Regions from separate parts of the Homo sapiens genome. Here region 2 is linked to region 1. The links are chromatin loops, found by intact Hi-C in ENCODE. Cell type or tissue: endothelial cell of umbilical vein. All regions are shown on one strand. Each heading gives the region's core, and the rest is flanking DNA. Links, peaks and the distances in the headings are about the cores only. Region 1 overlaps AOPEP (aminopeptidase O (putative)). Region 2 has its middle 23 kb from the start of FBP1.

Evidence for each region. Peaks named below come from ENCODE experiments on the same cell type or tissue, not always from the same donor. Only the 100,000 strongest peaks of a DNase experiment are listed, where the experiment ranks them.
Region 2: it touches region 1 in a loop (4-fold over the local background); 2 of 110 quality-filtered maps call a loop at or near these places.

Annotation. Positions count from the first base shown.
Region 1 is chr9:95,050,484-95,062,967 of GRCh38, reverse strand. AOPEP (aminopeptidase O (putative)) reads right to left here. Exons shown (of 17, transcript NM_001193329.3): 14 at 2,158-2,274. Among named protein-coding and RNA genes, the nearest start is that of MIR6081, 8.6 kb to the left of the region's middle. RefSeq lists an enhancer at 1-190. In endothelial cell of umbilical vein, for the core only: no CTCF peak of the experiment used is centred there; DNase peaks (open chromatin) are centred at 7,097 and 7,227; H3K27ac peaks cover 1,107 bases.
Region 2 is chr9:94,656,676-94,669,159 of GRCh38, reverse strand. No RefSeq gene overlaps it. Among named protein-coding and RNA genes, the nearest start is that of FBP1, 23 kb to the right of the region's middle. RefSeq lists an enhancer at 1-60. In endothelial cell of umbilical vein, for the core only: no CTCF peak of the experiment used is centred there; no DNase peak of the experiment used is centred there; H3K27me3 peaks cover 1,424 bases.

The DNA.
Region 1 (12,484 bases), core at 2,546-10,545:
GGTAGCCTGGGATGGTTTGCCTACTCCACCCATGCTCTCAACTCTGTCTGTCCTTGAGCACTTTTCCTTTCACATTCTGAACACGGGGGCATTGCCTCCATGAAGAGCATACACCTGGGTCTTCACATCACGTGATGCAGGCACATGGAGGGCAGGCAGGGTGTGCATAACCTGAGATAGTATTCAGAACCCTGGCCCCACAACCCCTCGACATTCAAGCCCTTGGCAAGCAGCCGCAGCAGACTCAGTGCTACACTCAGAAAATCAGACCAACAGATCAGATGCTCTGTGAACACAGCCCATACACAGAAGCACCACACATAGAAAGAATGGTTAATAGTAATCTCGTCCCTCCTTTCTTCCTTCTCTGTGTGGGTGGGCCTGTACCGGCCCATCCACATGAAAAGAGGGAGGGACAGACCGGGATGGCAGCCCAGGAGCTAAAGCAACCATGGAATAGGCTTCTCACTTGCAGCCGCTACATCCCGAACACGCTGCTCAGCCAACAAAACTCCTCAGTGCACTTTGCCATGAGGAGCAGGAACAGCTGGAGGCAGCAAGCTTACCCTTCTGGAAAGGCAGCTTTACATATGCATCTCGGTCACATGTAGAGCAAGGGAAGCCTTTCTGCGTTATCTCAAAAATATAGGGGCACAGAAGGTAAAGAAATCTGCCCCCACCAGGTCCCAAGCACCCCTGCGCTGTACTAGAGATCTGCCCCGTTAGCCTGGGCAGGTGTTTCTGAACCAGCCACCTAATTCAACACTGGCCTTAGCACCCACAGCCGTTCTTCTCAAAGGTTCTAAGAGGTTATATATAACAACTAAGTTGAGCTGCAAGAACAGGACATGTTTTATGCTAAACGGAAGGGGGCCACCTCATGGTTTCCGGACATCAAGTGACAGGTGCCCGGTGCCTGCTCTGATCCTCCCCTCTGGTCTGTCCATGCCCATCACAGGGTCCTGGAGGTTTGGTGGTACTCCACCCTGATTAAAACACAGCCTAATGACTATATATAGCAAAGTCTTTTAAACACTAATTAAAAATAACAGTCTGGCATTTGAGAACTCCTACATACAAAAATATAAGAGCTGAAATAAACAGCAACAGTTGTAAATTTGGTCTATGCTCAGGTGGGTAAAAAGCTACATGTCCCCTCTGGAGTTTTTCAATCACTGTTGAGTTTATGGGGCTTTAAAATGCCTAACAATGGCCATCTTACCTTTTGGTTAATAAGGAACGGGCTTTTCTCAATTACTCCATTTTAATGATTATAAAATTCATTACAATAATATTTAACCTAATATATCCCAAATATCACTAACACTATAATCAATTGGGACACATTAAGTTATTTTGTCTTTCTTCATTCCAGTGTCTTCACTATTCATTGTGCATTTTATACTTACAGCACATCTCAACTCAAAATAGCTGCATTTAAGTGTTTAACAGCCACACATGGCTAATGGCTGCTGTACTAGACTGCACAGTTTTAAAATGTTCAAAACCAAACTTACTTTCTGCATTTTGGGAGTCTTATATAAAAGAGGTTTTCTGTTTAAGCTCTTGTTTTTACTTAAGATGTCTGAATACATTATTTACTATTTTGTATTTTTTTAAAACCCTGGAATTTGTCTTAGGATTCACACTGCATTCCTCACAATAAGGTAGAAGATATTAAGGACTATATCACATTGCTTTCTCGCAAGCATCCAATTGCCTTTTCCAACTACAGCTGCTAGATTTAGTTTTCATTCCCTTTACACATGGCTCCTTTCCTGCCCTAACTGAATGCAACCAAGAAGCTCTGACACATCTGAGCCAAGTTTCCTTAATGTGCAACAGAATGGCACCACCGTCAGTGGGCACAATGACCCACCCAAGTTTACAACTCAAAAACATTCCACTCATTCCTTTAGGAGACTTATGTCCATCTTTATGATTTAAGAAGAGGGAAAAACTTAAGACCTCAAAATACTCTGATTAGAAGCATAAGCATAATCAGATTAAAGCACTTAGTTCTTCACTCATACAGCAAACACATGAGATTTTGCTAATAGAAATGGTGGTTTCAATAGTTTGGGACTGCAATGGGATCACCATTCTTCAACAACAGTGGGGACCTGCTGGTTAAACTCCGAGAGTGTTCCTGGTTACCTCTGCATCCTGATCCTGGAGGTGGTATGTCCTCTGGAGGCTTTGCAGAGTTCGGGGGCTCAGAGTCTTCTGCTCCAAGAGATGCTCCAGAAGCAAGACCAGCTGGTCTGGAAGAAGCTAAAGACAAAACCAAACAGCCTATGAAAATGCCATTCAGTTGATGAGAAACAACACCCAAATGTTCAGACTGAAGACCACATACCCAGGGTAACCTGGGTGCTTTCAGCATATATTGGCAACATGGAAAGACTGTTCGGCTGACTTTTGTAATTCCTCAGGGCCTACATTGTCTGTATTCCCAAAGACACTACATTCTGGGGTCTGCTTTGGCCCCGTTTTCCATGACTAATCATTTCAGTTCTATACTTAGAGCAGATCAAAACTGTGCTTATCTTAATAAAACATTATCGTGGTTTACTGGATCTCTTCCTTTACAGCACGCATACACCAGAAAATGTAATTTAGCCTAGACAAAGATTCAAGGAGCCATCCAATTACAGGCAAACACCTGGAAATTTCACAGAACTAAGATGCGGCATTCAGTCTTTTTACCACATAAGCTCTGCAAATATACCTGCTGCACACTGAGAAATAAAGAGCACATACTGAAAGAACTGTGTCTTCCCTCCATTACGAAAATCATACTTATAATCCATTAAAAAGCTCAAAAGGCTGTACACAACTATATGTGCAGCTATACACACAGACACACAAAGTTACCCATATTCCTGAGTTCTCATACAGGAATGGTCAAAAGTGGTGTTACAAGTTAAGGGCAAAGACAGGAGATAGTCTTAACATGGTACAAAAATAAAACACAATGTATGTGAAATACAAGAAATGAAGAGAAGCATGTGTAAGACTTCATCCGTGTTACTCGCTATGCAACAGCAGGGCCAGGCCTGGTGGCCCTGTGAGATCGGCCCTGTAGTGCACTGGAGGAAGAATCAATTTGAGATATGCCTTGTAGGAAGTGAAAAATATTTACTCTAAAATCAAGATTTTAAAATTAATCCTATGAATTCCATGGTTCTCTCTGCTGAGCTTCTCTCCATCCCTGTGTATGTGCAGATCATTCCTGTCAATCCCAATTACAGGTCTGGAAGCTGATATCAAGTCAACAGTACATTCATAAGAACACCTGGATTTTAACTGCCACTTTCTGGTGTTCTAAAACAATTTTTAAAAAGTACTGGTTTCCCTCCCTGCTCCTCATCTTTCTGCCCCCAAGTGTGCACTCTGCCTGACCCTCCCTACCCCCTACCCCCTTACCCCCTCACTCATTCACACACACATATACTTTTCCAAAAGGTATGCGGGGGGCAACGGGCAGACAGCAAGCACTGCAAACACCACACCCACCGCACCATTCCACTAGGTATCTGTTTTCTCACCTCACTCTTCTAAGTTCTAAGAAAGCCCCCACTTGCCTACAGACAGAGGCAGAAAGAAAGGAGACAAGACACCAATGCAATCACTTGGTTCTTGGGTATATTCTGTACTTCATGACATCGCTTCATCTGAAAGACATGCTGTGGCTATTCTCTCAGGAGAAACAAGGCGCCTTCAGCAAAACTGCAGTACAATCAGCACTGACAAGGACCCAAAGAATTACTAACACTCCATTTCTTTTCATGAGAAGTCAAGTAATTGCAGCATGTTTTAAAGATATCAAATTACTACATAACTACTTGTAACAAAATCACCCATCCACCATACGGTATTAAAAAGAAATCTACTGTTTTACAGAAGAGGCCAAACCCAGGCGCCCAGCCTCTGGTAGGCCTCCTCACCATTCATACCATGAACACTGCCGGGTGCATGTGGGTATCCAGCACTTCTGCCCAGGCAGCCCAGTGAGACTGGTTCTCTTTCTCCCTCTGCCCTCCTTCTCCTTCCAGTTCATCTCACCCTTCAGCCTCCTGTGATGTTCCGAGAGAGGTGCTTTCCTGCAGGAGGCTGGGCCTTCAACCCATGGCCTCAAGTACCCCTAACCCGTCTCCCAGGGCCACTGACTGAATGCCCTCCAGCCCTTGAGCCCTCTTCCCAGTGTCTTCCTTTTCACCCCAGTCGTGGGCTCTCCCCACTTCACCTCACTACTACCCTTTGTTGTGCTGCTGTCAAACAGCAGCTCCACGAGGGGTACCCAGGCCAGGCCACAACAGGATGGGGACCTGCTCTACCCCACAAACACTCAAAACTGGTGAGCAGCATTTCTCAAGACAGACAGTCCGAGGACAACAGGCGCCTGGCATCAAGGCCCCTCCAGACAAAGGCAGGCAGGCTTTGGGGAATGGGCTCAGCCTCACAGAGAAGTGATTCTCGGCACCACCAGCCCCTAAACACCCTTTGCCAGAAGTGGGGCCTCGTTTGCTAACTAAATACAGAAGGAACCAGCCCTGCCAAATTGCAGAATTACAGGGAAGGGGAGAGTAGAAAGAAAAGCATCTCCCCATATTATACGCTTGTGCTTACAAAGAAGCCTACTGTTAGAACTCTCATTTGGGATTTGGTCTAAACTAAAGAGACACACAGAGCAAAGAAACCCTGAGTAAGACAACTAGCTTGGTCCTCAACTTAACCCCAACTAGGTTTAACCAATAGATACAGCTCCAGTTTAAAATCAAACAATTACCTATATGTGAACCTACAAAAATACCTGCATTCATACCTGTATATCTGAGTTTTCTTTTAAGCTGAAAGCTCAGCAACTCTACACAGAAACAGAACCAAAAGGATCAATGGAAGCTTTTGTCCTCTCCAAATTTTACACAATGAAAATATTTAAAGCTAAACTCCCTGACTTAAGACCGCGAGATGGAAGTAAGGGAGGGAGCACACTGACTGACTCTAATTTGAGAGAGGTAAGAAGCAAGGATGGACACTCCCCTCAGGTATCTGCTCCCCCTAAAACAAGGCCCCCGACCACAGTGCTGCCAGAGCCAGCTTCATGCTCCCAGGTTTCTGTGAGTCCCATTCTTCTGAATAGACTTGAAATGACTCTCACTTGGTAAACAACCTGCGGCCACCTGGCTTTTAGTTGTAACTATTCTAACTCATGGGGGGAAATGTAGTTTCTGAAAAAAGTAGGGAAAAAAAATCAGTGAACAAACGTTATTTTGGGACACAGACAATAAAACTAATAAAGCATCTTTCATTCGCAAAGTACACATTACAACATTTTTAAAGGATAAGATAATAGACCTTAAAAAGAGCATATTGAAGCAAAAATGTGGTTAAACAGCTTCCATACATTTGTCTTTGTAAAATAAACATTTGCTCCCCGTAAAGCCACCCTACAAATGAAAAAGCAGTGGTCATGTAATAAACCAAAATGTTTGTAAAGCAAATGAAAGAGACCACGTATCAGCAGATGTGCTCAAGGCAGCACCGGGTGGTACGAGGAGCCCGGGGCGGGCACAGGGGGAGTGGGACATGCTATGTGGACCACTCCACTTCCACCCACGTGGAAATCAAAGCAAACTTCACATGACTTCTAGGCCAGCTGCGTTTATTTATTTATTTTAAGATCAGCTGAATTTAAGACTGAAAGGCCAGCTGTGTTTAATACAGCAGCACTGGCGGGAGAGAGATAAGGCTTTGGTCGTACCACAGAGTGATCGTGAAAAATAAAGGACCTTACCTCCAAGCATCACCACCTAAGAAAGCAGCTCCTTCAGACAGTATAAAAAGAACTTGCCTTTATTTCTGGGGGCCCAACAGTGCTCACACCCACAGTTCAACAGTGACAGGAATGCAAAAGTCCTTTCCTTTGCATAAACAAGAAATTCATGATGGGGTTATTTTTTCCATACAGAGACCAGCTCATTATTTTTAAAATGCATCTGCCTCGGAAATTTACACAAAATAGGACTACAAGGTGCCAAAGTGATGTGGGTACTTGCAAGAGAACTTCACAGAACTATGAAACTTACTGAAATGAGTACAAGAAATAAAATGCTAAACGAGGTCAGTCAAGTACAAATGCTGCTTGTTAAGGATTTTAGAAGTCTGTGTTCTACTCTAAACATGGAAGATCTCATAGTTGCTAAATACTAAGAACTGTACAAAGAAAAAAGTCCACTGCATGTTTTTCCCAACTTCAGAGTCGACGCAAGCTGTACGACTTTGAATGGTTTGGGAGAGTTTTTATGCATGCTCCTGGAAAGAAAATATGAATTTTCCAAACCCACCCTCCTAAACTAGAGGCAGCTCAACTAAGAAAAACCCCTGACTCTTGCAGAAGCCTCTTACTGCTGTCACGGGGGCATCACTCACTCTGTGCTCCCAGAAGACCACCCACGCAACTGAGGTTCCGCCACCATTTCTTCCATTAGCATGATGCAGAACAGGCCAGCTCACCTCCTACATCAGAAAATGCCACGGACATGTCCCATGACTGACCTTGCAGAGGCAGGGCCTGTGACAAGAGACCAGCAAATGGCAACATCCAAGCCCCATTGCCTGCACCCCTCCGAAAGCAAAGGAGGGCACCTCCCGGCGTGGCCCAGCTGGTGCGCTGCAGCCTCACACGAAGAAAGTCACTGTGCGGCTCCCCAGACAGAGAATAAGCCTGGGACTAATGCAGCCACGGATTGACAGTGGCATGAGTTCTATTATTACCCCATTATCACTCTGGGATCTGTGCCTAAATGAAGCATGCTTCCTCCCTGATGCCATTTCCTTTTATCCTGGCTGGAGACTAAAAGCGGATCAATGGGGGCAATACATATGATGTCACTTCAATTTACAGCCACGGCCTCCCCCTCTCCAGTCTGTCTGAAACACACAGAAAGATCAATTCTTCCCAAAAATGGTTAAAAAATGCTTAGGGAGCATTCTTCTTCCAGAAAAGCATTCTCTGCTATATTTGTCTATGTTACTACGCAGGGAACTGTTTACATGGAACAAAAACAGAAGAAACGGTGGGGGTGGGGGAAATCTCAAATTCTGTATGCTGGAGACTTGCTGGCTGAAATTCAACACAAGCAGGGTCCTTTGAAAGTCACATGCAGGCGGCCTTCGGGCAGGGGCACAATAGAAACCAGTTTTCTTTTGCCCCTTGGATTAAAAAGGTGATCCCACTGACATAAAATATCTTTCATTTTTATCAAGTTCCCCCAAAGGCTGACAAATCCCCTTTCACTCTTCCCAGAAAACACACCCACCACCTTAGCAGACCCTCAGGTTGCCCCTTCAGTCCACAGGAATGGGAGGAAACAGCTTCTAATCACACAGTGCCCTCATTAAAGGAGACAGAAAGCTTGGCTACAGGACACGAGACAGAACTTATAAACTAAGTCATCTTCCAGACTCGGCTCTGAACCAAATAAAACACAGTGAAAATCTATACGCTGCATAAATTTTCACATGGTGCTTTTTGCCAATAAGGCAAAATTAAGATATAATCAATGAAGTTCCTCAAAACAAAACCAAGAGTTCTCCCTCCTCATAATCCAAAAAGAAACAGAAAACGTTCAGAGCCACAGAACCCAGGTGCAGTCACCCCTTACTGCCCACACACTAGCCAGGCCACAGTCTTCAATAAATGGTCTTCTTCCATCTGTTACTTTTTAAATGATAAACATTTCTAAGAAACAAAAGTAGACAACTTAATAATACATACACATATCAGGTGTCTGCCCAAGAGCCTGCCTACTAGGATATCATGACAGAAATGAAATATATTTATTCTAAATTAGTAATTTGTATAATGGAAAAATACAATTGGTTTGAATTGCTGCTGAAAACACAATTCAGAAAAGAAAAACCTTTATATGTTGAAGCAAAAACTTAACATATTTTAAAGAATTGCCGAAACTTACAAGTAGAAGTCTCTACTGTTCACATTATTTGTGGGGCATAAAATTGGATTTGCCAGCAAAGGAAGCCACCAAATAATTAAGAGGAAAAAAATTTTCTTCAAAATAAAGAAAATCAATCAATTGGTGCATATTTGTCTAGCAGAATCAGTTATTTCTGATTATCAAACATCTTTAGGGAGTATGTCTATAAACAAATTTTGGAAAGAAAATTCAAGTAGCAGCAAATATTCATATAGCTCATTTTATACAAAGAAAAGCATATTTATTAGATTTTTGGGAAATTCTAATAGTTACAGTTCAAAAAGATTACTACAAACTTTGAGCCATGGTTTGCTTGTGGAGTTTCTAAAAGTGGCACCACAGAACCTAAAACAGACACATACCATCATTCGCAAATACTATCTGAAATAATTTACTGGCATAAATAATTCTCATGTTTCCAGATTGTAAGTGTCAAATGTTCCCGTGCTATTATTCCCCTAACTCTTGTTAAAAGCATACACTATATGCAATCTAACACAAAGCATATTATTTAAATGATGAAACATGCAATCCTCTGGTCAACTGGATCTCTTACAACCACGTGTACATTAATATTTTATGTTATTATATATGTTGGAAGCATCATAAACACTCAAATTGAAAATTTCCAAGTATTTCACAAGAGATGTGTGGGATCCTTGTGTCCACCTCCCCAACCCCAGATCCTGCCAGACCAATTACAAGGGGCCAAAGGGAAAACATTCCTGATCTATGCTTCTCAAGAAAATAATCACTCATGAAAAAGAAACTAAATTCCTAAGTGATTCTGTCTATTCACCCTGCCATGACAACAATGGCATGTTCAATATATGCCTGAATATTTCTAAAGAAATTGGAATACTTTAAAGTATCAGAATATTCCTAACTTTTCTTGTATTCACATTTTCATAAAAATTTCCTTCTTTTTGTTTCCTTAGAATTAATGCTTTTGCCACAAGTGGTAGCTCACACCTGTAATCCCAGCACTCTGGGAGGTCTAGACAGGAGAATGGCTTGAGCTCAGGAGTTTCAGACCAGCCTGAGCAACACAGTGAGACCTCGCTCCCTACCCACCCCCAAAATTAGGTGTGGTGATATGCATCTGTAGTCCCAGCTATTTGGGAGGCTGAAGTGGGAGGATCATCTGAGCCCTGGAGTTGGAGGCTGCGGTGAGCTATGATTAATCCAGTAGACTTCAGCCTGGGCAACAGAGCAAGACTCTGTATCCAACAACAACAACAACAACAACAACAACAAAAATGAATTAATGCTCTTACCTAAATTAATAACAGTGTACGTAATATACTTGTTGTATTTATCTTGAAGGAGAGTATACATTTTATAATTCTGAGTTCCTAATTTACAAACAGTGACATTTGCTAGCTCCAATTCTAGTTATACATTAACTTATAACCCCCTAAGGCCCAGCATATGAGTATACCTTTACTGTAAAAAAACGGTTGGTTGAGTATATGAATCAAAACATCCTATATGGTATGTAGCCATGCAATGGAATACTATGTAGCTATTAAAAAGAATGAGATGGAATTATTTTTGTAATATAGGAAGATGGCAAGAAATGTTTTTAGAAAAAAGGTTCAGAATAAAATGTAAACTATGGTTCAATTTGTGTAAATTACATTCTAAAGATACATAATAAGAAAATAAGGAATGCTTTGTGTCAACTGTTTCTCCGAGTAACCTACCTGAACTCTCTGGCTTCCCCTCTGTCCATTTTTCTGCTTCCAGCTGAAGCTGAAATATTTTTCTTAAATCATGCTACAAGTATTTCCTAATAATTCACTTAAAAGAGAGATCTACTTTATGAAGAAATTCATTACCACAACCAAACCTAAGAACACTGAAAATAATTAAAGCATGTGCTCTAACAAAGTACTGAACCAGGCAACTGGAAACCAGGGGTTTCTCTAAAGCTGGCCCGGTAGGTATGGGAAGACCTCCTAGCACTAAGTGTGCACCGAGAAACCTATCATTGTCTCTCTAGTCTTAGTCATAACATTTTAACATTGGTTCTGTGCAAGCAGCAATCAAGAACTGGAAGAATTTAAAATTTTCCAAATATTCTGTAAACAGATATATAGGAAGCACAGTGTCAAACAGTCACATGCTCAGGTTTTTAGGCTGTTACTTACAATACTAACAAATTATAAAATATATTCAGATTTTTTTTCCAAGGGAAAAAACCAGTAATTTCATCCAAACCCAGAATTTCTTCCTTTCTATAACTTCCTATATTACTCCAATATGTCAAAAATCACAATCAGATGGTCTGTGTAGGATTATTCATTACAAATTTAGTAATTTTAGTTAATAATTTATCAACACGATTCTTCTTTGGTTAAATGTTTTTTATACAGCCCTATATTCCTGGTGAATAGTAATCTATACTATGCACAAAATTACTGTGTTCATATGGACAAATAGGCAATCATCACTAACATTCAGTGTGATAATATGGTTTTTCCTCTAAATTAGAAGGGATTAGCAAATGGGGAAAAAACTCAGCTCTTACAGAAAATACCTATCTTCAGAATTTTATGTACAGAAAATAGGATCCTCTCCTTTTGAGTTTAAACAAGGAATAACCGAGTTCAAAGAAAACTATATTTTAACTTCTATAAAAGGAATATACATTTTTAAGGCTGTGTCTTAAATACTGGAACCAGATTTTGCTCATGTCATGTGCTATCTACCCCCATCCTTGATAGTCAAATGTTTATCACATTGAAATAAACGACTTAATGCCCAATATAGTAAGAAGAAATAATAAGGTAACAATGTCTGCAAGAATAGCTGTCAATTAACAATCTGGTGATTTAAAAGAATTTATTAAAAGCAAATTTATATAGCAACACATGAAAATTCAGACCAGGAGTGGTTCTCATTCCTCAACTAGAACATATCTAAAAAATACAAATTTATCAACTTAAAAAGTTTCATAGGCCAGGCACGGTGGCTCACGCCTGTAATCCCAGCACTTTGGGAGGCCGAGGTGGGCAGATCACGAGGTCAGGAGATCAAGACCATCCTGGCTAACACAGTGAAACCCTGTCTCTACTAAAAATACAAAAAATGAGCCGGGTGTGGTGGCAGGCGCCTGTAGTCCCAGCTACTTGGGAGGCAGAGGCAGGAGAATGGCGTGAACCTGGGAGGCAGAGCTTGCAGTGAGCCAAGATTGTGCCACTGCACTCCAGCCTGGGCAAAAGAGTGAGACTCCGTCTCAAAAAAAAAAAAAAAGTTTCATAAACATTCTTTACAGTACAGATCTGGTTAATTATTCTTCATATTTAAAAAGCTAATGGTAAAATGACTGAAAATGCCTCTTTAATTATAACAAACTGCAATCAATGAAATGATAGCTCTGCAATTTTTTAAAAAGCAAATAGATGGGCTGTATGAGGAGTTATAACAATCTAGTTTGCTTTATGTGCAAAAACTCAACTGTATGTCTTAGAAAGATCTCTCCCTTTGCCTTCCATAGTCTCCTTGTTAAAACTTACTATTAACGATTAAGGGTTTTTTAAAATCAAAACTCACAGTTAAAAAAAAAAAGTATGGCTGGGCACAGTGGCTCACTCCTGTAATCCCAACATTTTGGGAGGCCGAGGCAGATAGATCACAAGGTCAAGAGATCGAGACCATCCTGGCCAACATGGTGAAACGCCATCTCTACTAAAAATACAAAAATTAGCTGGGTGTGGTGGCGCGCACCTGTAGTCCCAGCTACTCGGGAGGCTGAGGCAGAAGAATCACTCGAACCTGGGAGGCGGAGGTTGCAGTGAGTCGAGATCACGCCATTGCACTTCAGCCTGGGCGACAGAGCGAGACTCCGTCTCAAAAAAAAAAAAAAAAAAGTAAGCCACAAAAACATTTTAGAGATAACAACATAATAGTTGCTAAGTGAGAAAAAGAATAGCAACAGAAGGACAGAGAAACCAAGTCAACCACTCCGATCCTCAGGTGAGGCAAGTGATTCAAGTATGGACACACACATACACTCTTAGCAAATTCTGAAGCAGGAAACATAATTTATAAATTATTTTCACTCTTGGGTATTTATTCTGGAGTCGGAAACACTAACATTCCATTACTCCCAGTTCCTGTCCTTTCTTGTGCATAGACACACAGTCAAGACAACATAAATATTTTTTTGGTCACATTTTATTTTCTAATATTCTTTATTTTCTACCAAATCCAAACTAAGCATAAATTTTAGCCACATGTCTACAATTTGTCAGGTGGTTTCTGCCACCAAGTTGACAAAGCAACCTGTCCATTTGTAAGGAGAGCCGACCACAACTAAGGAGCAGGGGGGAGGTGGTGAGGTGAGTCCAACTACATGAAGGATTGCTGGAAAAATAATGGAAGTTGTTTTCATTTAATAAAAATGTGTGGAGAGTACTGTACAATCTCCTATCCAAAGTTTCAGTTTTATTTCACAGAATGATTTAATGTCTACA
Region 2 (12,484 bases), core at 2,634-10,633, 390 kb after region 1:
TCCCCAACTGATTTTTTCCTTTCCTTCTTCTCACAGTGGCTCTCATCTGGGGTGACTTTGCCTCCCTGGGGATGTTTGGCAATAATATCTGGAGACATTTTGGTTCTCACAACTGGAGGGCCGTGGATGCTACTGGCACCTAGTGGTAGAGCCCAGGGAAGCTGCTAAACATCCTGCACTGAACAGGACATCCCCACAACAAATGAATTATTAGGTCTAACGTCAATAGGGTGGAGGTTGAGAAATCCTGCTATAAATCTCGTTTAAATCCGTGAGGATGTGGGCTTTTGAAATAATAATAAATAATTTTAATTTGATTTTCTGTGGTTATATTGCCATCCCTGGGACATGGAGGCAGAAGGTCTATTTGATTAGGGAAGGGCAGGGAGCAGGAGAAAATATCAAAGAGCATCTCAGTCGAGTACCACACAGCAATGAAAATGAATGAGCCATAGACACACACACCACACAACAACCAGATAACCTTGAACAAAAGAATATACAGCATGCGTTCATGTACATAAAGTTCAAAAACAGGCACAACTACTTTACTGAGGAGATTATAGCTGGACAGTAACACTACCAAGAAAAGCAAGGATATTATTGCCATAAAAGTCAGGGTAATGATTACCTCTGGGTGGCGAGTCAGAAAAAGGATACCAGGAGACTGGCATCATTCCATTCCTTGAACTTTTCATTTTCCTTTAAATAGTGCATTTTGTTTTATGAACTTCTACGTATGTTTCACAATTAAAATATAAAAAAAGGGGGACATTAGTTAACATTCAAAAATCTCATCCTCCTAAAACAGAAAGAGTCCCTAAGTGGAAAAACAGGTGAATTACTTTTCTTTTTTTTCTTTTTTCTTTTTTTTTGAGACAGAGTTTAGCTCTTTCCCCTAGGCTGGAGTGAAGTGGTGCCATCTCGGCTCACTGCAAACTCTGCCCCCTGTGTTCAAGTGATTCTCAAGCCTCAGCCTCCTGAGTACCTGGGATTACAGGCACCCACCACCACGCCGGGATAATTTTGTATTTTTAGTAGAGACAGGGTTTCTCCATGTTGGTCAGGCTGGTCTCAAACTCCCGACCTCAAGTGATCCACCTGCCTCAGCCTCCCAAAGTGCTGGGATTATAGGTGTGAGCCACTACGCCCAGCCAAACAAGTAAATTTCAAACGAAGTCTGGGGTTTAGTTAAGTCATGTACCAGTCGTAATCTCCTAGTTTTGACACATGTACTACGGTGATGTAAGATGTTCACAACTGGGGAAACCGGGACGGGGGGAAGGGTCTCTCTAAATTATCTTTGCAGTGTAGACCTAAAATTCGTTCAAAATTAAAAGTTTCTTTAAAAACAAGTCTCTAACACATTTCTAAATGTTTCCCTCTAACCTTTGGTCTTTTTCTCAGCTTTCAGTTTATCAACTTTTGATGATACGAGTAACAACGCTGGGAATAACAGCAGCTAATGCTTAAAGCAAGGCTAGCCCCACAGGCTGTGCTTCTGCTGTTGCTATTATGGAGGATTGGGGAAGTGCAGCAAAGTCTGAAGAAACAGAAAAAACAGCTACTCAGATGCAGTCACTATTTCACTGAGGCATGTTGCCGTCCTCTTTTGGTTTCTCTGTACATTTTAATTTGGCTTACACCATTTTGTAACCTGATTTTAAAAAAACTCTAAACATCGCCGGGCGCGGTGGCTCATGCCTGTAATCCCAGCACTTTGGAAGGCCGAGGCGGGCGGATCACGAGGTCAGGAGATCGAGACCATCCTGGCTGACACGGTGAAACGCCGTCTCTACTAAAAATACCAAAAATTAGCCAGGCGTGGTGGCGGTTGCCTGTAGTCCCAGCTACTCGGGAGGCTGAGGCAGGAGAATGGCGTGGACCCGGGAGGCGGAGCTTGCAGTGAGCTGAGATCACACCACTGTACTCCAGCCTGGGCGACAGACTGAGACTCCGTCTCAAAAAAAAAAAAAAAAAAAAAAAAAAGAAAGAAAGTAAATAATTAGACCAAGGTAGGAGGACAGAACATTTTTCTTTTTGTTTCTCCCACTTGACCATCTGAGGATTCTGTGCGTTCTCATTTTGGCAAAATTCAACAGGATATGGTATTGGCTCAATGTTACTCCTGCCTCGGGCAGCAGAGATGTATATGGCACCAACTCAGCAGCCAGCAGGAAAAGCCGTCTGCCCCACCTCACTCCTGCACAATCGCTCCTGGGGACATCACTACAGTACTGCCCGTGTTCAGTGTCCAGCTGAGAAGCACATCAGAGCCCACTCTGTCTGTTCAATGATCCTGTTTATTTGACCCTTATGACAAAAAGCGTGGAGGGGGCAAAATTCTGTCGCCCACAGCAAAATGTGGCATTTCCCTGGACATTGGAGTCTAGAACTTGGTAATTTAAGTTTGATTTATTTAATTTTGAATGTCACCCAGACACCCACATTGGTACAAACGTCATGGCAGGGTCAAGGGTCCCAGGTTGTTCAACAGCCACATCATCAGCTTTTTGCAAGAGCGGCTGACAACAACAGCGATTTCCCCATATGCAGGCTCAGGTCCGGCCCGACGGGGCTCCAGAGGCCTTACCTGCATCTGAACCTTGTGCCCTAAATTGAGCACCACACATTTCACAGCCCAGAAATCAGCTGATTCAGCTTTGTTGGAGTCTCTGGACTCGACCTTTCTCCTATAATCTCTAAGCTTGTTTTTAATAAATGTTTAACTTCTTGATTAATTTCAGTGATTTCTGAGGGTCATTTTTCACAGCTCAGATAATGAGTTCTAAATGCTTGCTGGGCTGTCCGCTCACTCAAAACTGTAAACGCTTCAGGTTGCTTTTTGTCTCCCTAATACTCTCCCTTATACTCTCCCTTATGTGGGAATGAAATTCAGTCTTTATTCTTTCTGCCATCTGCATAATTGCCAGCGTTTAAAGATGCTTGCTTCTCTCTTTCATAGCCACTGGGAAAAAAGTGTTTGTTCGACCTTCACTAAATTCGTATTTTTCTGGTGTCTTATGCTTATTTCTTGAAAAGTGGCATATAATTAATTCTTAAATGTTGATTTTTTCACTATACTGCCTTTTCTTCAGCAATTTACCTGTTTTTCATTTTCTTCCTCCCCATCCACTTATCCCAGGGAGAAAACTTTTCATCCACATCTTTATTCCATTTGCTTTTTAAAAAGCTTTCTGGTTCTTTGGAAGAAGCAAATGTGATCTGCTGCCCTAGAACCCAAGTGGTCTCCTTTGTCATTTTGTTTGAGCTCTGTGGGTCACATTCCCCATCCTCTGTTCCTGGGTATTGGACTTCGTGGCGCCACATAATCCTGTAATGGAACCACACTTAAAAGCCGGTGGATTCCTCAGAGTATGACTGCTCTCATGCAGTCCCATTACCAGCATTTGTCAGTACAGGACTGAGACAGCAAAGCTACCAGGAGGATATCTGAAAGTGGCAGGAAAGACCAGGATGAGTGGGTTTTCTCCCAGTGTTTCTTTCCCCTCTGGCCATACCACAGACAGACTTCTTTCCTTTTCTTTTTTCCATCTCCCTCCTTCTTACCATGTTGCCTTGTCTTATAATAGCACGTGCTTTAAACTTGCTATTGTATGCCCTGTGATATGATTTTTCAATCACTTATACACAGCATTTTAAAAACATAAGTTGAAGAATGCTGTACATACTGGTGGACACTTGTTTTTTTCGCAGAAATCTTTAATTTCAAGATGATTCCAATCTCTCTCTGTTCTTTTACAGAAATGTTATCAGACAGTATATTACTATTTTCACTTAACAATACGTAGACATCATGTTTCCATGCTTATAATCTCCCTTAAAATGATTTTTAAGAGACCTAATTTTCTACTTTGGGACCTGTCGTCTGTGTCAGTAACTCCTGTCTGCATCCCGCGATGTGCTATGTGGTTCCCGGGTGCTTCATCTACATTTGTGGCTGCACTAGAATTAAATCAACTCACTTCAATGGAAAAAGTCAAATGGTAGATTTGAAGAGTCAGAGTTGGGATTTAGAGAGATTGTAAGTTCTGCAGTCCAAAGGCACCCAAGATTTTTTAGTTTCTTGTTTCTGTTTGTTATTGCTTAATCTCTTTGGAAAAAGCAGAATTATTTTCTAACCTCTCATCAGAGTGGGGGTGGGTGTTCCTGTCACACAGGGAAGAGCAGAACCCATCCTCAGGCTCAGCATTGGCACATCATTTGGGTTTTCATCTCTGAGTTGATTGAGGCATGGACCTAGTTGGAAGGCTGGTGATTGAATGAGACAGTCTCTCGAGGCCTTTGCAACCCCGTTGGGGTTTTTTGTTTGTTTGTTTTTTGTTTTTGAGAGGGAGTTTCGCTCTTTTCGCCCAGGCTGGCATGTAATGATGCGATCTTGGCTCACTGTCACCTCTGCCTTGCAGGTTCAAGCGATTCTCCTGCCTCAGCCAGCTAAGTAGCTGGGATTACAGGTACCCACCACTATGCCTGGCTAATGTTTTTGTATTTTTAGTAGAAACCGGGTTTCACCATGTTGGCCAGACTGGTCTCAAACTCCTAACCTCAGGTGATCCACCTGCCTTGGCCTCCCAAAGTTCTGGGATTACAGGCATGATCCACCGCACCCATCCCAACCCTGTGGTTTTATAATTCCATGGTAATGTTAGGATGACTATCTTACACCTACTTTAAGATAAAACTCAGAAGATGGTGGAGACGTAAATTGAAGATTACCCTGGCTGGTCCTGAAAGCTTACAATTTGGCTTTCTTTCACAAGGGATAAAAATACTCCTTTAGTACCATGGTATTTTTACAGCTCTAAGATTATAATTTTTGAAGTGTAAGTGAGATCTAATTACCCTCCACCCCACCTTGTATAATGCTCCAGTGCCTTCTCCTTGCCAATAGAATAAATCCAAATACCTCATTGTGGCCCATAAGGCTCTACAATGAAGTCAACTGACTGTGACTGCCATGCCGTCCGTATTCTTTTATGTTCTGTCGATGGCTGCTTCCACACCACAATGGCAACACTAGACTATGGTGCACCAGAGACAGTATGGTGCTCAAAGACAGAAATATTTGCTGTCTGGCTTTTTTTTTTTTTATTCCAGGAAAACAAGCCCCCTCCTGCTGTATATGATCTAGCCGCTACCACCTCCCACCTGTTGACAGGTCAGCACGAACATCTGACCTCCATTGCTTCAAGACTTTGTCATCTCCACGGCTCTCAGCAAGCCAAGCTCTGTGACTTTGTCACTGCTCAGTGTACTTGAGTCAGCTCAAGGCTGCCTTTGGCTATTTGCACCCAAAGTCAATGAACTTTGGCTGAGGTGGGGTGGGACAGGGTCACAGGGCCTCCTAGGCATGGTGGCTGTTGACCATGTAATTATCTCTTGGAAGGAAAGTGCATATAAGGTATTCCTAAAACAACACTTGGAAATAATTTTTGAAAATCTGCTTTCCTAGGGAATGTAGGGAAGTTTAAATTTTTCCCCTGAAATTTTGATAATTTGGGTCTATAAAACACACTGAGACTAGATTGGTGGGAAATTTTATTAACGTGCACGTACATGCACAGGAGTCACACAAAATACGAAAACTCAAAGAATGGCAAGACGGTTGATGCTTAAATATCCTCTTGGTTGGAAAGAGGGGAGATGAAGGAGGTGTAGAAATAAACGATTTTCAGGGAAGATGGGAGAGCCCAAAGAACAATGGCCTGGAACCACATTTCTCGGGAGGTGGGGTCACAGGTTGAGGGGAGCGAAGGGAGGAACGCTGCTCACACCAAAGCTCTCATGTTACGCACGTGGAAATTGCTCAGGTAATCACTGAGCTGCTCTCAGAAAGAATGGGTGGGGCCTCAGAGAAAGCCTGGCTGTTTATTTCACCAGTGCAGACTTTTTCCTACAGACGCAAATCTCTTCCACAAAAGGTAGCTTTGCAGGGCTATTCCTGTCTGCAGGCCCTCCAAAGAGCCACCCCAAAGTATGACAAAGAAGTATATTTTGGGATAAAATATTTTTGGTTTCCTTTAAAAGAGAGCTGAGAAACCCAGGAGCCTAAGTAGAGGAAGAAGAAATAATATTAATACTGAGGAAGTTAGTTTTACAATGTAATAATGAATTTCCAAGTGCCTGAACCCCAAGAATTCTCTATAATAGAGGCTTCTAGACATAAGTATATATCAGAATCTTCTGAACAGTGGCCTAAAAATACACTACAGATTTCCTGGATTCTGATTCATTGGTTGAAGAGAGGGTGTATTGGGAATCTCTGTTTTTAGAATACCCTTCTCTGATTATTCTGATGCACAGTAGAATTTGAGAAAAACTACCACATAGGAATTGTCAGCAAAACTAACACAATAGAAAATCAAGCCTCTTTGCTAGTTAGAAAATTTCTTCTCAGTTGCCTACTGCCCTGGCTCTAGGGGGGTAATTCTAGCAGGAGAGAGGTTAGAATGCATTTAAAGGCTAAGGCAGGAGGATCACTTGAGCCCAGGAGTTTGAGGCAGTGAGCTATGATTGCACCACTGCACTCCAGTCTGGGTAACAGAGCAAGATCCTAGCCAGGGTGACAAACAAGACCAAAAACAACCAAGAATGTAACCACACCTGAATAGAACTCATTCACAAGTTAATCTCTGTTCCCTGTTCCATTCATTCTCCCTAGTAATCATTTATTGCCCCTCAACAGAATCACCTATATTCCCTATCTCCCCTCACCCCTCTGAAATAAGGCTGTATAAATATGTGGGCCCCAATGAGATAGGGAGCGATCACTCTGTGATTCTCCCCATGTGCACGTTAATACATTTTTATGCCTTTTCTCCAATTAGTCTTTAAAAACAAAAACAAATATGAACAAAACATCACTGAGAGAAGTGAAATAATACCTAAATAAATGAAAACTTATACATATTCAGGCGTCAAATTGCCAGTCAACATTCTTGCAAGATTTTGTGGGAACTGACAAACTGACTCTAAAATTCACAAGAAAACTTAAGAACCTAGAATACTCAAATGACTTTTGGGAAACAGTTGGGGATTAACACTACCTGATTTCAAGACTTATTTTAAAGCTACAATAGTGAAAACATATGGTGTTGGTGCACAGAGAGACAAATAGATAAATGGAATAGAATAGGGAGTCCAGAAATCAGAAACAGATCCACACATATATGGATAACTAATTTTTGACAAAGGTGCAAAGGCAATTCAGTGCTGGAGCAATTGGATCTACATTGGCAAAAATTGAACTTGGATCCATACCTTGCACCATATATAAAAATTAACTCAAAATATATCATAGACCTAGAGGTAAATCTAAAACTGTAAAATTTTGCCAGGCGCGGTGGCTCACGCCTGTAATCCCAGCACTTTGGGAGGCCGAGGCAGGCAGATCACGAGGTCAGGAGATCGGGACCATCCTGGCTAACACGGTGAAACGCTGTCCCTACTAAAAATACAAAAAAATTAGCCAGGCATAGTGGCGGGCGCCTGTAGTCCCAGCTACTCGGGAGGCTGAGGCAGGAGAATGGCGTGAACCCGGGAGGTGGAACTTGCAGTTAGCCAAGATCGTCCCACTGGACTCCAGTCTGGGTGACAGAGCGAGACTCCGTCTTAAAATAAAATAAAATAAAATAAAATAAAATAAAATAAAATAAAATAAAATAACTGTAAAATTTCTAGAATGAAGGAGTACAGAGAACTTTACCCTGAAATATGGCTTCCTGGTATAATGAGTATTTTGAATTAAAGGCCCTTAGAGGTCAACAGACCTTTGATCCGGAAGAGACTTTCTCCTACCTTCATAAAGACTAGATGTACCCATCAGGAGAACAATTGTTGTTCCCTCCCCCTCCCTATTATCTTATTATCTGTTGCAGAAAACAAGACCAAGGCGGTAACTCATGCCTGTAATCCCAGCACTTCGGGAGGTCAAGGTGGGCAGATTGCTTGAGCCCAGGAATTCAAGACTAGCCTGGGCAATGTAGTAAGACCCCATCTCTACAAAAAAAATTTAAAAATTAGCAGGACATGATGGCATGCATCTGTAGACCCAGCTACTCAGAAGGCTGAGGTAAGAGGATCAGTTGAGCACAGGAGGTCAAGGCCAAGATTGTGCCATAGCACTCCAGCTGGGGTGACAAAGCAAGACCAAAAACAACCAAGAATGTACCCACACCTGAATAGGACCCAATCACACCTGAATAGAACTCATTCACAAGTTAATCTCTGTTCCTCTTTCCATTCATTCTCCCTAGTAATCATTTATTACCCCTCAACACAATCACCTATATTCCCATCTCCCCTCACCCCCCTGAAATAAGGCTATATAAATACATTGGCCCCAATGGCATATGGGGCCATCACTCTCTGATTCTCCCCTGTGTGCACATTAATACATTTTTATGCGCTTTCTCCAATTAGTCTGCCTTTTGTCAGTTGATTTGCTAGTAAATCTTCACAGAGTGAAGGGGAATCTTTCCCTTGGCTCTTACAAAAACACAGGAAAATGTCTTATGACCCTGGGCTAGGCAAAGTGTTTTTGTTTAGATCCAACACCAAAACACAGTACATAAAAGAAAAAAAATTGACAAATTTGACTTCATCAGGATTAAGAACTTCAGGTCAGGTGAGGTGACTCATATCTGTAATCCTAGCACTTTGGGAGGCTGAACTGGGAGGATTACTTGAGGCCAGGAGTTTGAGACCAGCCTGGGCAACATAGTGAGACCATATCTCTACAAAATTTTTTAAAAATTAGCTGGGTGTGGTGTCACACACCTACAGTCCCAGCTACTCAGGAGGTTGAGGTGGGAGGAATGATTCAGCCTGGGAAGTAGAGGCTGCAGTGAGATGAAGTCACATCACTGTACTCCAGCCTGGGCTACAGGGAGAGACCCTGTCTCAAAAAAAAAAAAAAAAAAAAAGATGAAAAACTTCATCTCTTCAAAAGACACTGTTAAGAGAATAAAAGGACAAGCCACAGAATGAGAGGAAATATTTATAAACCATATATTTGATAAAAGACTTGTATGCAGAATATGTAAAGAACTTTCAAAACTCAGTAAGAAAACAACCAACCCAATTTTTATTTATTTATTTATTTATTTATTTATTTATTTTATTTTATTTTTTTGAGATGGAGTCTCGCTCTGTCGCCCAGGCTGGAGTGCAGTGGCACGATCTCGGCTCACTGCAAGCTCTGCCTCCCGGGTTCACGCCATTCTCCTGCATCAGCCTCCCGAGTAGCTGGGACTACAGGTGCCCGCCACCACACCCAGCTAATTTTTTGTATTTTTAGTAGAGACAGGGTTTCACCATGTTAGCCAGGATGGTCTCGATCTCCTGACCTTGTGATCCACCCGCCTCGGCCTCCCAAAGTGCTGGGATTACAGGCATGAGCCACTGCGCCTGGCCCAACCAACCCATTTTTTTTAAATGGGCAAAAGATTTGAATGAACACTTCACCAAGGAAGCTACATAGCTGGGAAACAAGCACAGGAAAATAGGCTCAACATCGTTGTCATTATAGAAATGCAAATTAAAAATCACCATGAGAGGCTGGGCACAGTGGCTCGTGCCTGTAATCCCAACACTTTGGGAAGTCGAGGTGGGAGGATCACTCGAGCCCAAGAGGTCGAGCCCATGATTGCACCACTGCACTCCAGCCTGGGTGACAGAGTGAGATGCTATCTCACACACACACACACACACACACACACACACACACACACACACACACACAAAATCATAATGAGAACCACTACGACTGTTAAAATAAAAACTTAAGACATTAAATTTAAGAGTTTAATTGAGCAAAGAACGATTCATGAACTGTGTGGCCTCCTGAGCCAGAATAGGTCAGAATAACGCTGGTGGCTGCCACGTGATTGGAGAGGAATTATAGAAAAAGAAAATTGAGTGCAATTTGATAATTGGCACAAGAGTAGGTTATAGTCTGTTTACACATCCAGTTAAGTTATAGTTCACTATGTACAGAGGAAATTAAGGCCCAACTTAAACTATGTATGGAGGCAGCTTTAGGGTAACCTTAGTTAATACCTATTAGAATGGCTAAAATTAAATGACTAATCATACTAGGTGTTGGGAAGATATAGATCACCTGGGAACCTGTAACAATGGTCCCAGGCTAATGGGAATGTAAAATGGTCCAATGGCTTTGGAAAAGTTTGGCAGTTTCTGAAAACGTTCACCATATAGCAGCCTATGACCAGCCATTCCACTACTAGGTATTTTCCCAAAAGAAATGAAAGCATATGTCCACACAAAAACTTGTATACAAATGTCTGCTGCAGCTTTATGTGAAATAACCCCAACCTAGAAAAGGTCCAAATTTCTCAACGATAAACATAAACAGACTGTAGTATATCTGGATGATAGAATGCTACTTAGCAATAAAAAGGGAATAATTATTGATAACTCAAAACAACATAGATAAATCTCAATTATGCTTTGCGAAAGAGCAAAAAAAGAGTACATGTAGTATGATTCCATTTATATAAAATCCTAGAAAATACAAAGTAGTCTATGGTGACAAAAGCAGACCAGTTGTTGCCCGAGTCTGTGTGAGAGGGAAGGGGTGGAGGGAGAGATGACAAAATTACACGAGGAAATTTCTGGGGGCAATGGATAGATATTGCAGGGACCAAGGGAAAAAGCTCCCCTGCATCCTCTAAAAACTTGCTGAAAAATCAATTTATAAAAGGCAGACTAATACTAGAAACAGCATACAAATTTATCAACGTGCATGGAGGGAAAATCACAGAAAGATGACCCCAACCCCCACGGGTGCAGAAGCTTGTGTATCTCCTCGAGGTTACAGAGAGAACAGGGGATCTGAGGGTGGCCCACAGTGGGTTAAGATGGCAAGTCGGGGGGGCCAGGTGCGGTGGCTCACGCCTGTAATCCCAACAGTTTGGGAGGCTGAGGCGGGTGGATCACCTGCGATCAGGAGTTCGAGAGCAGCCTGGCCAACATGGTGAAACCCTGTCTCTACTAAAAATACAAAAATACCAAAAAAAAAAAATAGCTGGGCGTGGTGGCATGCACTTGTAGTCACAGCTACTCGGGAGGCTGAGACAGGAGAATCGCTTGAACCTAGGAGGTAAAGGTTGCAGTGAGCCGAGGTCACACCACTGCACTTCAGCACCTCAGCATGGGCAATAGAGCGAGACTCCGTCTCAAAAAAAAGAAAAGAAAAAAAAGATGACAAATCAGCTTATGGCAGGGGCAGAAGAGGAGGCCTGGCTCACAAAGATGGTCTCTATGGACGCAAACCTCCCCCAGCAAGACAGCTTTTCAGCTATTCTTGGATTTCTAGCCCTTTTGAATAGCCATCTTAAAATATGCCAAAAAGTATATTTTGGAGTGAAATATTTTCATTTCCTTCAATATACTTATTATTCTGATTGTGGTGGTAGTTCCATGGGTATAGACATGTGAAAACATACCAAAGTGTGTATTTTCAGTGTGTGCAGTTTCTTGTCTGTTAATTGCACCTTGATGAAGCTGTTTTGAAAAAGGAAGATCTTCTTAGGATTCCTCACTTCCTGTGACTCTCCCACAGCAGCTGGGGGAATGGGCCAAGAGCAGAATCTGGTGACAAAGTAGCCTTGGGTGGCTTGGTTGGCCACACACGCCACTGAAAGCACCTCTCCCAGGAATCCAGTCGCCTCCAGTGCCTGCTGAAGCAAGAAAACCCTCCAAAGGATGACTCCAGCTGTGTCTGCATCATAATTAAGGCTGCAAAAACCCAAAATGAATGAAGTCTCCCCAGCTAATGTGCCACTTCTAATTTAATCTAATTGGCCTCTGAAAGAGAGCCTTGGCCTGCCTCAGAGGCAAAATCTTCCAAATGAAGTGAATTTAAACTAATTTAAGCTAACTAATTACAAACTGGGGGGTATTGTCACAAGACAATTGTTATTGTTCTTTGATTGCTTGCTCAACTGGATTATTTGCTCATTACCTTCAGAGCTGTTGGGACTTTCATGGGGTGCCCCTTGCCGCACATCAATAAGGCATTCTACAAGGCAGCCTGGAGTGGAGGGTCCCCACACCAGATTGGCATGGGAGCGCTGAGGATTAGCTTGGCTTTCTGCGTGTTTGGAGAATCTTAAAGCAAATGCACAGCATGTGCTGCTCATTCAAATAACCTGCAGCTAACTACACCTCTTTTTGGAGACGTAAGTTTTTCTTTAGCTTCGGGATGTAGGTTATGAGTTTTGAGGTCATCTGTTGAACCAACCTCTTTATTGTTCAGTCGTTCTGACCTTGAGATGCAGCTCGTTATACCTGGGTAGAGATCTGAAGCAAAAGTGGGGAGAAAAAAAAGACCTGTATCCAAGCCTGTTTCTCAGCAGCTGTGTGAGGTAGCTGTGCTGCCACACCTCTCTGAGCCACAGGCAGAGATCTGGTGGAAAACGCATGAAATTTGCAGACCCAT